2 separate regions of the Homo sapiens genome follow, and region 2 is linked to region 1. Evidence: read pairs that join two places in POLR2A ChIA-PET (ENCODE). Cell type or tissue: HepG2. All regions are shown on one strand. Each heading gives the region's core, and the rest is flanking DNA. Links, peaks and the distances in the headings are about the cores only.

Region 1 (8,326 bases), core at 8-8,007:
GGGGTAAGTAGACCAGGAAATCGGCTGTGGGGAAGAGGGAGACTGGGGCATGGGGACAGTAGGGAAAGATTTTTCACTGTGTATATACACATTTTCTTCTACCTTTCAAATTTTGTACCAAGTACAAAAAATTCCCCAAAATAATAAAATTAAAGTTACAAATAAGTATATAAGCTTTTCATTGGGAAATGAGATAAGCAGTTTATCAACAAAAAGAATGGTAAAATTCTACTTAATAAACATAAGACAATAGGTTTAGATGTATTTCTCAGAGTAGAAAATAATACACAAAGACAGACACCAAAATATTAACAGTGGTTACCTTTAGTTGACAGGATTTGGGTGATTTTATTGTTTTTTGATTCTCTGAATTTGAAAATGTTTCCACAATACCAAATAGGCCTCCAAAAAATAAAGGTAAAAAATAACACAACCTTTTATTTTTTATTTTCATTTTTTTTGAGATGGAGTTTCACTCGTCACCCAGGCTGGAGTGCAATGGTGTGATCTCGGCTCACTGCAACCTCCACCTCCCAGGTTCAAGTGATTCTCCTGCCTTGGCCTCCCAAGTAGCTGGGATTACAGGCATGCACTACAACGCCCAGCTAATTTTTGTATTTTTAGTAGAGATAGGGTTTCACCATGTTGGCCAGGCTGGTCCTCAACTCCTGACTTCAGGTGATCCATCCATCTTGGCCTCCCAAAGTGCTGGGATTACAGGCGTGAGCCACTGTGCCGGGCCCACCTTTTAAATGTCAACCTGAAACCAAAGCCCGTGAGAGGCCCTGCTATGCTCCAGGCCCCTCCCATGCTACAGACGGCATGCTAACAGTTGGGTGGGGGGTCCTGTAAATCTCACCAATGGGTTCTGCACTCCTTGACCCTGCTCTTAAGCACTGACCTTCAGGAGCTTGAAGCGAGAAGCTGGAACAATGAAGTGTCTATTCTGCTTCTTCTTGCAAATGCTGCAACTACAGAAAGACAGAGCAAATTCCAGATTGTGAGCAGCCACCTGCATCCTCTATGCCTGAGCGGCCCAGCCATGAGAGCCAGCCGACCCCACAGATGATGCCCCTTTCAGCACCATCCAGGGCCGAGGAGCTGGGGCAAAGGCCTGGATAGCAGTGCCTCTGGTTTGCAGGTACAGCAGAGCCCAGGGGGGTCCCAAGTCAGCAGTCGAGGTTCTGCAATGCTCAGAACACAGGACCAACAGACAGGTCTGTACTGCCCACCCCTCAGTTCTTTACAGTGAAGAGAAGCGCTGGACTTCAGAGACACTTAGGAAACAAATTTCAGACACTGCTACAACCTGATGTCTCTGAGACATCCACACCAAAAATGGACAAGGAAGTTTAGGTTTCCCTCTTTCTTCATCACCACGTCACAAGAAGTCCAGCTCCAAGTAAAACACGTCCCCAGAATTACCATCTCTGGAATTAAACTGAAGTCCCCTCTTTTCAGGCCACCTTTGAAAAAGTTCTAATTTAGCACAGAATCCTCTCACAAGTTATTCCACAGTGCTTCTTTTCCAATCTGGACTCTATTGTTAGTAGCCTGGTCAGTTCTCCATTTGAGTAATTCCATCGTATGTGCTTATTATTCATATATAATTCCGGTACCTAGGGGCAAAAAGGACTGGATGCTGTTAAATAATTAGCTGCATGCCAACTTTGGGTCCCAAAGCCAGAGCCTGTCGTCCCTGCTCCATCATAACGCCGGGGAAGGTGGTACAAATCAGGCCCTCCACAGCCAGCAGTGCCATCTGCCTCAACCGAAGAGCAGAGCGAGAGTGGAGGGCCTGGGGAGCCTCCAGGTGTATACACCCTTTACTAACATACCCTCCAACTCTCCCCAACTCTAGACTTCTATGAAGATTCTGCCCAAGGCTTTCCACTCAGTACCCAGCCAGGCACACCTGCAGCTAACCGCCCCCGGCTCCTCAGCAGTGTCAGTCTGAGGGTGATGCTGCCACAAGCCACAAGCCCTGAGGACCCTGCTCTGTGTCACCTGGGCCATGCTGTTGAAGCTCTGTGATGAGCCATATAAAAGGAACAAAAATAGAACAATGAACCTTTCTGTCCCCATCACCTGACTTCAACAGTTACCAGCCCAAGGCCAATGTTTCCTCTGTACCCCAACTCCCCAGATTATTTTGAAATATTGCATTTTAACTCTGAAATTCTTTTAAGCCAATTTAGGGAAAAAAAAATACTCACTTGCAGTCAAATATATGCAAGTCTGCTGAGGCCCAAACTTCAAAACGAACTGCTCCACAGTGGCAGCCTCCTGTGTGCTTCACCAGGCCCTGGTATTCACTAAATGAAACAAAAATCAGAAAGATAATAATTTCTGAATAGCTGCCTCCTGCTCTCTTTTTGTTGCTGAAAGAAAGACAGAAGATTAGACAAAAGTCTTTTCTACATGACAACCAGATGCATTTCTGCTTTTAAGGAGGCACTGTCAATTTCCTAAGTGAAGAATGGTTTCAGCACCTTCTTTGTCCATGAGCTCTCTTTTCACCAATTTCTTAAATTATATTAAGTTGCAAAATAAAACATTCCAAACATTTCGAAAATGTGAGGGATCCTAACCCACCACCAGACATTTTTATTTATATGTCAAATACTAAATTTTTTTTTTTTTTTTTGAGATGGAGTCTCAGTCTATTGCCCAGGCTGGAGTACGGTGGCACGATCTTGGCTCACTGCAACCTCTGCCACCTGGGTTGAAGCAATTCTCCAGCCTTAGCCTCCCAAGTAGCTGGGATTACAGGCGCCTGCCACCGCGCCCTGCTAATTTTGTATTTTTAGTAGAGATAGGGCTTCACCATCTTGGCCAAGCTGGTCTTGAACTCCTGACCTTGTGATCCACCCACGGGGACTCCCAAAGTGCTGGGATTACAGGCGTGAGCCACTGCTCCGGGCCTCAAATACTAAATATTTTTATGAGCTAGGCACGAAGGAGAGAACACTAAACAAGATACAGCAGACACGATTGCTACCCTTACCGACCTTAACAATTTACTCAAATAATAATTAATTATGATTGTGATAAAGGAGGTACAGGCTGCTATGAAAAATAAGACTGTGTACTCAATCAAGTCCAGAGGTCCAGAAGAGCCTTTTGAGAAACTTAATAAAGGCTCTTATATTTTTGCTCTATTTCTTTCCAGTATTCTTCATACACATGCGTTTTACATAGTTGTAATACACATTACATAGAATTTTTTTTTTTTGAGAGGGAGTTTCATTCTTGTTGCCCAGGCTGGAGTGCAGTGACGCGATTTCAGCCCACCGCAACCTCCACCTCCAGGGTTCAAATGATTCTCCTGCCTCAGCCTCCCGAGTAGCTGGGATTACAGGCGCCCACCACCACACCCAGCTAATTTTGTATTTTTAGTAGAGACGGGGTTTCTCCATGTTGGTCAGGCAGTCTCAAACTCCCCACCTCAGGTGATCCACCCGCCTCGGCCTCCCAAAGTGCTGGGATTACAGGCATGAGCCACCTCACCCAGCCTACATACAATTTTAACCCTTTAAAGCTTATATATAAGCCAAACTCAGAAATGAACATTAAGATCTGATAAATGTCTTAAAATCGCTTTCCAAAAGGATTGAACACCCTTACCCGATAAATAAATGAGAAAACATTTCACTGTACAGTCTCAGGCAATAATTATAGGAAAAATAGCTCACTGCAGTTTTAATTTGCATGATTAAGACTGATCATTTTTTCATGTTTCTTTACGTTTATGTATTTTAATTTTTTCTGCACACATAATGCTTATTGTAAAAACTCCAAACTTCACACTATTTGAGAGTGCTCAAAGTGAAAGCCTCCTGTAATCTTTACACCCAGAGGGATCTACAGTTAATTATTTGTTATATATTCCCCCAAACTTTTTTCTACACAATATTTTAACGAAAATGGTACAGTTATACACACTTTTTGAATATAATTTAGTAGACTTTATAAGTACAAAGTCATGGCAATCTAGTGGGAGAAAAACAGCTTTTTTATGTCAATATTTTAAAACTTTTTCTTGACCATTTATCAGTTTGTCTTAAAATAAAAATTTATCTCAAATTTGAGTTTTACATTCTTCTTTTTTTCTGTATGCCTTGAAGACACCATGAGTTTTACATTCCTAAGGATCTTCGTATTCCTTCTGCCCAGAGGCAGCCGTCACCCTATAGGTGCTCAAATGTTTGATGGATGAACGTTTTTTAAAAATTCAGTGTGCAGTCCAAGATGAAAAACCAAAAAGTGAAGCACACAGAAAACCAAATATGTATCTTCTGTCGGGGACGACTCATCCTAAGAGAATTTCTTCCGCAAGAAGCTCAAAGGAACATGTTCAAGAAAAGAAGTAATTCTCAGGTTATGCAATTGCTAGGTTATTCTTGTCGGTTTTTTCCCCCTAGTGTTTTGATTGTTCTTTTTAATTCGTAAAATTGACACTGAAATATAATATCAGGGCGTTAAAATATCTCTCTGTAGCACAACTGTTCCCCGAGGCAGGAATCCAGATCGCATTTGGAGAAAAGAAGGCAGCCCTTTAACAGCCCAGTTAAAAGCTCTTTCCCAAATCGCGGACACTCGAGATGCTCCTCGGGCCATCTAAAAGACTGCGGAGCAGCCAGGAGGGCGAGCGGCAGGGAGCATTAGCTGGCTGAGCACATAAAAGCCTCCCTACGTAGGTATCCCCGCCGCCGCGCGAGGCCGGAGCATCTCTTCGCGCGCGCTTCTCTCCCGGATCAATAACCTCCGCCCCCTGCTCCCTCCCTGGCAGTGCCTGGAACAATGACGGGATTTTGCTTCCCAGTGAGTTCAAAACTATTCATGCTTCCTTCAACGCTTCTACCTTTCCCTTCCACCCACCCTCAAAAACACGTGTGCAAACACAAAAAAAAAGGGGATTCGGGTAAGAGAAAGCCGTGGGATTTATGTTCTTTTCACTAAGAAAGGCCCCCACACCCTTTGCGCGCCAGCAAGAGACAACGTCCCCGAGCACGATGCTTATGGCCGGGAAAGACTCTTTGTGTCCCAAGACGGCTGCGCGCGCCCTCAAGCTCCGGACGAAGCCCCCTTTCCATTCCCAGGCCACACAGCCCTAGAAGCACCGCCCCGCCCCGCCGCCCTTAGAATTAAGGAATAACCCCAGTGCTAACGGGGGAGCCGCGTCGGCTCCGTAACGTGGAAGGCTCAGAGCTGAAAGGCGCCCAAGGCCTGCACGCGGGCTGCGAGCCCGACTCCTGCCGAGGGGGTCCGCGTGGCAACGGCTCCCGCGCCCCCCGGCCCGCCGCACTCACAAGGTGTCTAGCAGGAGCTTGGCGGCACCCTCGGAGGTAAGCTTCTGCCGCTTCTGGAACGTCTCCCAGCGCTCCCGCTGCTCGCCCAGGTCCAGGTTGGACGCCGAGGACGTCGGGGTCGCGGGAGTCGGCGGCGGCGGCGGCGGTGGCGGGAGCAACGCCAGCTCAGGCGGCGGCGGCTCCCCCGGGCCCTCCTCCTGGGCCCGCGGCGACGAGCGCCTCAGCCGCGGCTTCTCCGACGGCGGCTTCTCCACCGCCTGGCTCTTGCTCCCGGCCTGGCTAGCGGAGCGCCGTGTGCGGGTGGCGCTGGGTGCCAAGGCAGCGGCCGCGGAGGCCGCGGGGGCCGCGGAGGCCCCGGACCGCTTCTGCCCGCGCAGCTTGGCGGCCGCAGAGCTCCTCGATCGCCGCATGGCTCCCGCAGCCTGGCGCGCAGGCCTCGCAGCGCGGCGCGCCCCCGCCGGCCTGCGCGCGCCCCCGCCGCCCGCCAGTCTTCAGGCCCAGGGGGCGCTGCGCCCGGCTGCCCCGCTCCGCCAGCCGCGCCCCGCAGCGCGGCGCCTGCCCGCAGGAGGGAGACCCGGCCCGCCCGGCCGCTGGGACGCACCTGCCTGTTCAGTCCCGCAGGCAGAGGGGCTGCGCCTGGGCCTACGCTCGCGATACCCAGAATCCACTCGCACCTGCGAAGGCGCCCCTGCCCTGTGTGAATCCAGCGGGCTCTTCGTACCTTCCCGACCTGGAGGGGCCTGGGTTGGGCCTGAATTCGCAGGCTCATCCGAGCGGGCAGCCTGGGGTAACTTCGTCTCCAAAAACGAGCTAATTTGTGTAAACGGCCTGCCACCTGCTACCTCCTGTGTAACAGCGGCCGAAACCATAGTTCTTCACCTTCGTCTTTTCTGTCACATTATAGAACAGTGTCATGAGGATACCAATAGTCAACAGATTTGGGGTTTCATTTTAATTAAATGAATGACCCGCGCGTCGAATTTCATTAGTATGATTTTGATGAAGGCAGCACCAAAGTTTAAAGACAAAAGGCACGAGAATCGTTGATGGAACCCAGATAGTCTTCTTCTCCTTCTCCTTCTTCTTCTTTTTTCAGACCGAGTTTCGCTCTTGTTGCCCAGGCTGGAGTGCAGTGACGCGATCTCGCCTCACCGCAACCTCCGCCTCCCAGGTTCAAGCGATTCTCCTGCCTCAGCCTCCTGAGTAGCTGGGATTACAGGCATTCGCCACCACACCCGGCTAATTTTGTATTTTTAGTAGAGACGGGGTTTCACCATGTTGGTCAGGCTGGTGCCGAATACTCCCGACCTCAGGTGATCCATCCGCCTCGGCCTCCCAAAGCGCTGGGATTACAGGCCTGAGCCACCGGGCCCAGCCTATCTTTCTTTTTTTTTTTTTTTTTTTTTTCTTTTTTGGAGTCTCACTCTGTCGCCAGGCTGGAGTGCAGTGGCGCGATCTCGGTTCACGCAACCTCCGCCTCACCGTTCCAGCGATTCTCCTGCGTCAGCCTATCTTTCTTCTTTATTCTGATTTTCTTCATGGTATTGTTAGTTTAATAGTTTATTGAATTAAAGGCATAGTTTAACTATTTTGTCTTTTTTTTTTTTTTTCCATACAGGATCTGACAGACTGGAGTGCAGTAGCGGGATCTCGGCTCAGTGTAGCCAAGAACTCCTGGCCTCAAGCGATCCTGCCGCCTGGGCCTCTGGAGTAGCTGAGTAGCTGGAACAACAGGCGGCGCCCCCCCCCCCCCCCCCCCGCCCCAGCGAATTGTTGCTATTGTTGTTTTGTAGATACCGGGTTTCCCTATGTTGCCCAGGCTGGTCTCTAACTCCTGGCCTCAAGCGATCCTCCCGCCTAGTTCTCCCCAAGTGTTGGGATTACAGGCGTGAGCCACCGAGCCCCACCTTGCCATTTTGTCGTTGTTGTTGTTGGAATTATGGTTTACACACAGCAACGTGCAAATATCTTAGATGTACAGCTTATGTGACCACCACCACTTCAGATACAGAACATTTTCAGCACACCAGAGTTTCCCTCAGGCAAAAGAAAACAGAGGCGATCACTGTTCTTTTACCACCATAGGTTGGTTTTGCTTATTCTTGAACATCATTTTAAAACGGCACGTAGGCCGGGCGCAGTGGCTCATGCCTAATCCCAACACTATTGGGAGGCCGAGGTGCTCAGATCGCTTGAGCCCAGGAGTTTGAGACCAGGAGGTGGAAGCTGCGGTGAGCTGTGATTACACCACCATATTCTACTCTGGGTGACAGAGTGAGACCTTGTCTCAAAAAAAAAAAAAAAAAAAAAAAGCTGGGTGTGGGGAGTGGTTATCCTTGAGGAGAACTAACTGGGAAAGAGAACAAAGGACTCTTCTAAGATGCTGGATATGGCCAGGCACAGTGGCTCATGCCTGTAATCCCAGCACTTTGGGAGGCGGAGGTGGGCAGGAGTTTGAAACCAGCCTGGCCAACATGGGGAAACCCTGTCTCTACTAGAAATACAAAAACTAGCTGGGCATGCTGGCAGGCACCTGTAATCCCAGCTACTCGGGAGGCTGAGACAGGAGAATCGCTTGAATTCAGGAGGTGGCGGTTGTAGTGAGCCGGAGGTTGCACCATTGCACTCCAACCTGGGCAACAGAGTAAGACTCCGTCTCAAAGAAAAAAAAAGATACTGGATATGTTCTCTACATTATCTTGATCTGGGTGGTAGTTATGGAGGTGTGTAAAACACATAAAAACACTTCAGTGTGTGTAAGACTTAGCTCAATTTAAAAATGAAGAACATGGCTGGGCATGGTGGCTCACGCCTGTAATCCCAGCACTTTGGGAGGCCAAGGTGCCGGATCACCTGAGGTCAAGAGTTTGAGACCAGCCTGACCAACGTGGAGAAACCTCATCTCTAATAAAAATACAAAATTAGCCAGGCGTGGTAGCACATGCCTGTAATCCCAGCTATTCAGGAGGCTGAGGCAGGAGAATCACTTGAACCCGGGAGGTGGAGGTTGCAGT
Region 2 (8,326 bases), core at 186-8,185, 65 kb before region 1:
TCAGCTTTGCCTGCCCACAGTCCCCTGAAAGCCCTCCCTTTTTCTGGGTGTGAGAGGAATGGCTGGGCATCCCTTGGCTTATCCTCCTTCTTGCCCACCATAGCCAGCATCTCAGAGTGAACATGCACGAGGGAGGTAGAAAGACTCCATATCCTTGTTCTTTACAACTTAGAAAAGCCTAAGTTATAGGAGAGAGATAGCACAATGGAATGCTGAATTAGAGGTAAATAATTGGTCTGTTTTTTTTTCACCAGTCTAGTTACTACTATTATGTAAAATATCTAATTTTACATACCCTAAACACCCATACCCAAACACCTTGACAAAGGAATCATTTTACCTCCCAAACATAGTCAGTGTTGATTTCACAAAATATCCCTAGAATTACTCTTTCTGAGGCTAACAGGACTACTTAGATGGTTCCTAAAGTCCCTTCTAACTCCTGCATTCTCTGGTTAATGAATCAGCATTAGTCATGTGGAAGGAAGGTATCCTCCTCAAACTCTTTTTAAGAATGATCTCAAGGAATCCAGAGTGCTCATTAAGTTGGTGAAAGAGTCAGTGCAGAATGCAGCTCATACATATATCCTGATGTGATGTTGGCACCTCTCAAGAAGCTGGGAAAGATGTCCAGGCTGGTCATAGGACTCAGCCCCTATTATGGGTCCAGCAGCCAGTAATAGTAAGCAATGTCTACTTCAAAAGATATCTCTGGCCAGGTGCAGTGGCTCAATCCCAGCACTTTGGGAAGCTGAAGCGGGAGCATCACTTGAGCCCAGGAGTACAAGACCAGCCTGGGCAACATGGCGAGACCCCATGTCTACCAAAAAAGAATTTTTTTTTTTTTTTAGACAGATTCTCACTCTGTTGCCCAGGTTGGAGTGCAATGGCATGATCTTGGCTCACTGCAACTTCTGCCTCCTGGGTTTAAGCGATTCTCCTGCCTCAGCCTCCCGAGTAGCTGGGATTACAGTCACACATCACCATGCCCAGCTAATTTTTGTATTTTTAGTAGAGGTGGGATTTCACCATGTTGGCCAGGATGGTGTCTAACTTCTGACCTCAGGTGATCTGCCAGTCTCAGCCTCCCAAAGTGCTGGGATTACAGGCGTGAGCCACTGTGCCTGGCCAAAACAATTGTTTTAATTAGCTGGCCGTGGTTGTGCATGCCTGTAGTCCCAGCTACTCAAGAGGCTGAGGAAGGAGGATTGCCTGATCCTAGGAGGTTGAGGCTGCAGTGAGCTGTGTTTGCACCACTGCACTCCAGCCTGGATGACAGAGCAAGACCCTATTTCAAAAAAAAAAAGATATTTCTGAGGAGCCATGCTCATTCAAGACTCACTGCTCTTAGAAGAGGTGTTAATCTGGCCAGGTGCCGTGGCTCACACCTGTAATCTGAGCACTTTGGGAGGGTGAGGTGGGAGGATCATCTGAGACCTGGAGTTCAAGGTCAGCCTAAGCAACAGACTGAGACCCTGTCTCTTAAAAAAAATAAGAGAGAGATGTTAATCTATATTAAACAATTGAATAGTGTGAAGATTTTGTAAAACTTTTTAAATCACCGATTATACAAAAGCTCTTATTGAATTATTAAGGAGTTAGCAATTACTATTAATGCTGTTGAATATGAGTAAGAACCCACTTAACTTCAATCAGAATCCATCGATCAAGCTTAAAGCCTTATCTCATAGTTCCCTTCCTGGTCTGTCAGCATTGCCTCATAGAGAGGGAAATACATCCCGCATCTGCCTCATCATGAACTTGGGTGGCCACCAGGATATTGCTCATGAAAGCTGCTTTTCTTTCTTTTTTTTTGTTTTGAGACGGAGTTTCACTCTTGTTGCCCAGGTTGGAGTGCAACGGTGCGATCTCGGCTCACTGCAACCTCCGCTTCCCAGGTTCAAGCGATTCTCCTGCCTCAGCCTCCTGAGTAGCCGGGATTACAGGCGCCCGCCACCACACCCAGGTAATTTTTTGCATTTTTAGTAGAGACGTAGTCTCACCATGTTGGCCAGGCTGGTCTTGAACTCCTGACCTCAGGTGATCTACCCGCCTTGGCCTCCCAAAGTGCTGGGATTACAGGCATCAGCCACTGCGCCTAGCCCGAAAGTTGCTTTTATAAACAGGTTCAAGGCCGGGAAATCCATTCTCCTCCACCTCCCAAAGTGCTGGGATTACAGATGTGAGCCACCGCACCCAGCCAGTTCATAGTTTAAAACAAAGATGATAGCAGCCCCTTCTCAAAACAAATCTCCTTCTTGCCTGGGGACTAGACTGCCTTTGTAGGACTAACGAATTAGGCACAAAATTAAACATTATATTTTAGGAGTCATGCAGCTGGGGGCTACAAGATTCTGACCCTCCCTAAACTGCTCCTAAGATCAGTGCTTGAGATATTTTGCAGGCCTGCACTTGATGGATCAGCTGACACCACCCAGATCAATTAACTGGCTCATCTGATCTTGTGGCCCCCACCCAGGAACTGACTTAGCACACGAGGACAGCTTCAATTCCCTATGATTTCATCTCCTACTTAACCAATCAGCACTCCTCACTAACTGGCTTCCCCCAACCTACCAAGTTGTCCTTAAAAACTCTGATTCCAGAATGCTACGGGAGACTGATTTGAGTAATAATAATACTCCGGTCTCCATTACAGCTGGCTCTGCATGAATTAATTACAGCCGGCTCTGCATGAATTAATTACTCTTTCTCTATTGCAATTCCCGTGTATTGATAAATCGACTCTGTCTAGGCAGCAGGCAAGGTGAACCCACTGGGTGGTTACAACATTAGATAGCAAATTGGCAATTAAAGAATATATCTGTAGAGACAGGATCTTACTAATGTTGCCCAGCTGGTCTTAAACTCCTGGCCTCAAGCAGCCCTCCCACCACCTCAGCCTCCCAAAAGGCTGAGATTACAGGGGTGAGACACCACACCTGGCCAAATTGGCAATTTTTGAAGAAAGATTTCTCACAAGGACTTTGCAAGCTTTATGTACTTTATTTGTTGCAATAATATGAAATGCATCTTTCTGGGAAGGAGAACACAGGTAACTGATTTCAGTGTAATACCTAGCACTCATGCCTTGCTAATCCTTTTTATATCCTATGAGAAAGGAAAAATCCAGGCCGGGCGCGGTGGCTCAAGCCTGTAATCCCAGCACTTTGGGAGGCCAAGGCAGGTGGATCACGAGGTCAGGAGTTCAAGACCAGCCTGGCCAAGATGGTGAAACCCCATTTCTACTAAAACTACAAAAATTAGCCAGGCGCGGTGGCAGGTGCCTGTAATCCCAGCTACTGGGGATGCTGAAGCAGGAGAATCACCTGAACCCGGGCGGCAGAGGTTGCGCCACTGCTCTCCAGCCTGGGCGACAGAGTGAGGCTCTGTCTCCAAAAAAAAAAAAATCCATTTTATGGTTAGATTTGGGGGCTTCAAGCCGTATGTGGAAAAGGCTCTCTTAGGGCATTTGGTCTGTCTGGGCTCCTAAGCTGCTTAGAAATGAGGTCCTTATCACAGCAGATACTTAATAAAAGTGCACTGATCTTTATATACCTCTTTTTTCAGTCCTTTTTCTTTTTCTCAGATCGCCTTTTCCTTCTCTTACTTATCTTTTCCCCTATTTCTTTTCTCTGCGTATGGCTTAGGTTAGTCCTTGGCGGTGCAGAGACACCCCCCAGAAGTTGTTGGACCCTGCTGCAACCTCCCTGCAGCTTAGACTTCATTTCTTCACACTCCTGTATTTGGAGCAGCGACGCTAGTGCCAGGCCCTCAGACCAGGAGACAGTTGCTGCCTCCCACAGTGGCCCTTGGGGGGCGATATTGGCAGTCCCAGGTTAGGCTTCCACGTCCTTGGCTAGCCTTAAGGTTAGCTCTGAACTCTACTGACCTTTGCTCGCTTTGGATGACAAAGGAAATGATCGAGTTTAGAGATGGGCCAGAGGTGGGTGGAGGGGTGGCTGAACCTTCCGGCTTGCGCTGTACAAGCCACAAGACCAAATAAGGGCGTGTGAGCCGCCTCCGTCTGTATTAAAGTTCAGAGTGCAGTGTGCAAAAGTGGGACTCGGTTTTCAGAGATAAGCTGTTACCCAACCCTGCTTGAGTTCCAGCAGCGGAGGCTGCGAAGTCTCCTGCTCTGAGCAGGGCTGGGTCTGGGGGAGAAAGACCTGGGCCCCTGGGCTTGCTTAGCTGGGGAGAGGAAAGAAGGGGGGCTTCCCTCACCAGCACCTGGTGACTGAACGGACCCACAACCCCACAGATTTTCACAAAGGGTTTCCATGACTCTCCCGACTAAAATGTGCCGGCCAGTGTGACTCATTAGAATGTGTAGGAAAGGTCACTGTTTGAGGATATTCAGCCAGTGGGGGAAAAAACCACAACGTTATTTTAATGAACGCTTTTAGCCTGGCTTGTTTCCTGAACATTAAGGTCTAGGGCGGGACTTCGAGTTTGGGGCCTTTTCCAGAGGTATTAACACTGTGTTTGCTAAATACACCCCAGGGAAGGAGTCGTCGGGCTTCTACGAGTCACACTTAAAAGACTGGCAAGAGTTGGCTTCTTCTGTTGTGTTCTTAGCTTCCAAAATAGTAGTCTCTCCTCAGAGCCAGACGCGCAATGCCATCATGTTAATGAGGTGCCTCATGTGCTTCAATAGCCACTGACTGATGGTACCCCGAACCTGCCTGGATTCCTCACCTCTTCCCCTGCCCATCTCTCCTTCCCGCAGCAAACTGCTCATCCTGCAGCAGTCCGAACCTCTGCCTCATTGGCCCTAAGCTTCCTAAGGGAAGGGACCATGACTTGTATTCATGTTTATATCCCTAAAACTCAGCCCTCTGTTTGGCACATAGTGTGTGCTTAGTCCAGATCACTTAAATGTACAATGATTTCATTCTCTCGGAGCCCCGCTCTGGTGGTGTGGGTCCCTGGGGACCCCTCCAGATGCCTTTCTCCAGCCATGGCTGCGCAGGCACCGAGAAGCCGCAGGCTGGTTCCAGCTCACAGCCTCTCGCCTCAGGCCCACACTGCTCCTCCTGCTGTCTGCCCCAGGGCTTGCGATTGCCCGGGGGTCCCCAAGCGGGCTCAACTCTGAAAGATTAGAGAGCTAACAGCCTATGGAGATAAATACTTCCTTCTTTATCTTCCTGGGAAGATGGACAGTTGTAAGATGATTTTCTTACAACTTTCAGACAGTCCTGTGGGAACACACAGCCAGTGCCCATAAGTAGGGCCACATCAGTAGAGCATCCCTGCTTCCCTGCCTTCTCCATCTGTCAGTGGCTTCTGCTCCTGGGGTCACAGTCCCCAATAAAGTACACACTAAGCCTTCTTCCTAGGGGAGCTGAGACTCGAATACATTCAGAGCCCTTTAAGAAGTTCTCTCACAGACTTATTTTTGTTTTCAAAATTCAATTCCTCTAAATATATTTCTGTTCCTCTTTCGTCTAAGTCTCATTCTTTTTGACTGAGAAGTCAGAAGCAAAATTAAAGTTTAGTGACTAGGGTTTTTTTGTCCTGTTATACGTTGACATTCCTTACCGTGGGTGTATCTGTGCTTTCTTTGCTCTTACTCTGAACATGCCCAAAAAAACTCTTGTGTTATCTTTAGCATATTTCATAAGCCACAATTCAGGAAGTTAGAGAAATTGCTCCCTGGTGCAGAGCAACAGAACTGCCGACCTCTTTCCACTCCAATTGCGGTGAAAGTGATATCTCTCTGCCTGAGCTGACGTTGGCCTTTAGGCTTCTCTAATTATTTCCTTAGGTTAGATTTCTAGAAACACAGGGTCAAAGGGCACAGATATTCACATATAGGCAAGTTACCTTCTTCTTGAGATGTAGCAATTTAAACTCATAACAGCAGTACATAACAGTGCCCCTTTCTCTGTGTCTTTCTCCAACACAGACATCTTGCTTTAATTTTGCATTTATTTGATTCTTTCTGAGAAGCAGAAGGAATATATGTTGGCCGTTTGCATTTCTTCTTTTCTAAATTACCTGTTTTCTTTCCTTCCTTCCTTCCTTCCTTTCTTTCTCTTTCTTTCTTTCGAGACGAAGTCTCACTCTTGTTGCCCAGGTTGGAGTACAGTGGCTCAGTCTCGGCTCACTGCAGCCCCCACCTCCCAGGTTGAGGCTATTCTCCTGCCTCAGCCTCCCGAGTAGCTGGGATTACAGGTGCCTGCCACCACGCCCAGCTAATTTTTGTATTTTTAGTAGAGATGGGGTTTCTCCGTGTTGGCCAGACTGGTCTTGAACTCCTGACCTCGTGATCCACCCGCCTTGGCCTCCCAAAGTGCTGGGATTACAGGCGTGAGCCACTGCGTCCAGCCTATTACTATTATTCTTTTTTTCTTTTCTTTTTTTTCTTTTTCTTTTTTTTTGAAACCGGAGTTTCGCTCTTGTTGCCCAGGCTGGAGTGCAATGGCGCGATCTTGGCTCACCGCAACCTCTGCCTCCTAGGTTCAAGCAATCCTCCTGCCTCAGCCTCCTGAGTAGCTGGGATTACAGGCACGCACCACTGTGCCCGGCTAATTTTGTAGTTTTAGTAGACACAGGGTTTCTCCATGTTGGTCAGGCTGGCCTCAAACTCCTGACCTCAGGTGATCCGCCCACCTCAGCCTCCCAAAGTGCTGGGATTACAGGCGTGAGCCACCACACCTAGCTAAAAATTCTTTAATAGGTCTCTTTAATGTTTTAAGTAGTCCTAGATTTCCCCTGTGAACCATCTTGAAAGTTTTGCCTTTTATTCTCAGTTCTCTTTTGCTGGCTTCTTATCAGGAAACACCACCTGACTGATTTGAGATGTAAAGTGATGGAGTGCAAAGACCACAGGTCTCTGTATTCAAAGGTCTAGGTGCAAGGTACAACCTTACCGGATATTTCAGAGCTTGTCTTTTATAATTTTTGAGCTGAGAAGGTCAGGTGAGATAAACTGTATGGACTGGAATTCTGATTTGAGATGTAAAGTGATGGAGTGCAAAGACCACAGGTCTCTGTATTCGAAGGTTTAGGTGCAAGGTACAACCTTACCAGATATTTCACAGCTTGCCTTTTATCATTTCTGAGCTGAGAGGGCCAGGTGAGATAAACCCTATGGACTAGAATTCTGAAAGGAGAGCAGTATGTCAACAAAGGAGGATTCAGCAACTGCCTGATGCAATCTCTAGTTATCTTCGTCCTGCACCAGCAGTATATGATGCTATCTCATCCAACTCCATTCTTCAGATTTGTCATCTCTCCTTTACTTGGATAAAACCTGGCTGGAAACTTGGCTTCAGTCCTCCATATCCATCTGTTTTAGGCAGACTTAACTCAGCTTTACATCTTTGCAAACTTACCCACGCACATCAGCATCCGAGAAATTTCCATACTCTTTGATTAAAATTGCAGTAAAAGTCACAAAGGACCTTGCTTAAAATGAAAGGAAGTTTCTAGGAACTCTAAGCTCAGTAACTTTATGACCATTCCCTGTAGAGCTGCAAAGGTCTGGATTTGAAAAGTCATAAGTAGCAAGGGAATTGCGCCAGAATACCTGTCTTTTGCTGGAGCAAATCCATTGCCTGGTTCATGCCTATGTCACATAGGCAGGGCAATGCCAGACTTTTCTTTTCTTTTTTTAAAGACAGAGTTTCGCTCTTGTTGTCCAGGCTGGAGTGCAGTGGCACGATCTTGGCTCACTGCAACCTCCACCTCCTGGGTTAAAGCGATTCTCCTGCCTCACCCTCCCAAGTAGCTGGGATTACAGGCGCCCACCACTAAGCCCGGCTAATTTTGTGTTTTTAGTAGAGATGGGGTTTCTCCATGTTGGTCAGGCTGGTCTCAAACTCTCAACCTCAGGTGATCCGCCCACCTTGGCCTCCCAAAGTGCTGGGATTACAGGTGTGAGCTACAGCACCCGGCCTTCTTTTTTTTCTCTTTTTTTTAATTTTTTTTTTTTGAGACGGAGACTTGCTCTGTTGCCCAGGCTGGAATGCAGTTGCTCACTGCAACCTCCGCCTCCTGGGTTCAAGGGATTCTCCTGCCTCAGCCTCCCGAGTAGCTGGGACTACAGGCATGCGCCACCACACCCGGCTAATTATTGTATTTTTATTAGAAATGGGGTTTCCACATGTTGGCCAGGCTGGTCTCGAGCTCTTGACCTCAAGTGATCCACCCTCCTGGGATTACAAGAGTGATCTGTCCCCTCCCCTCCCCTCATCTCCCCTTCCTCCACTCCTCTTCCCTTCTCTCTCTTTTGAGACAGGGTCTCATTCTGCTGCCCAGGCTGCAGGTGCAGTGGTGTGGTTATGGTTCACTGCAGTCTTGATCTCCCAGGCTCAAGTGA

What was found. Peaks named below come from ENCODE experiments on the same cell type or tissue, not always from the same donor. Only the 100,000 strongest peaks of a DNase experiment are listed, where the experiment ranks them.
Region 2: POLR2A ChIA-PET joins it to region 1 with 68 read pairs; 22 of 35 experiments call an interaction of 5 or more read pairs at or near these places.

Annotation. Positions count from the first base shown.
Region 1 is chr17:16,347,715-16,356,040 of GRCh38, forward strand. CENPV (centromere protein V) reads right to left here and starts at 5,755. Exons shown (of 5, transcript NM_181716.3): 1 at 5,313-5,755; 2 at 2,217-2,315; 3 at 902-971. The coding sequence starts at 5,722. RefSeq lists silencers at 5,145-5,754, 5,815-5,964. In HepG2, for the core only: a CTCF peak has its summit at 5,851; DNase peaks (open chromatin) are centred at 4,757 and 5,907; H3K4me3 peaks cover 2,688 bases.
Region 2 is chr17:16,282,173-16,290,498 of GRCh38, forward strand. All of the region lies in intron 2 of PIGL (phosphatidylinositol glycan anchor biosynthesis class L), which reads left to right. Among named protein-coding and RNA genes, the nearest start is that of MIR1288, 4.3 kb to the left of the region's middle. RefSeq lists enhancers at 3,571-4,560, 3,725-3,774, 3,823-4,117, 5,645-5,774, 6,035-6,084 and 1 more. In HepG2, for the core only: a CTCF peak has its summit at 3,815; DNase peaks (open chromatin) are centred at 3,939, 5,619 and 7,069.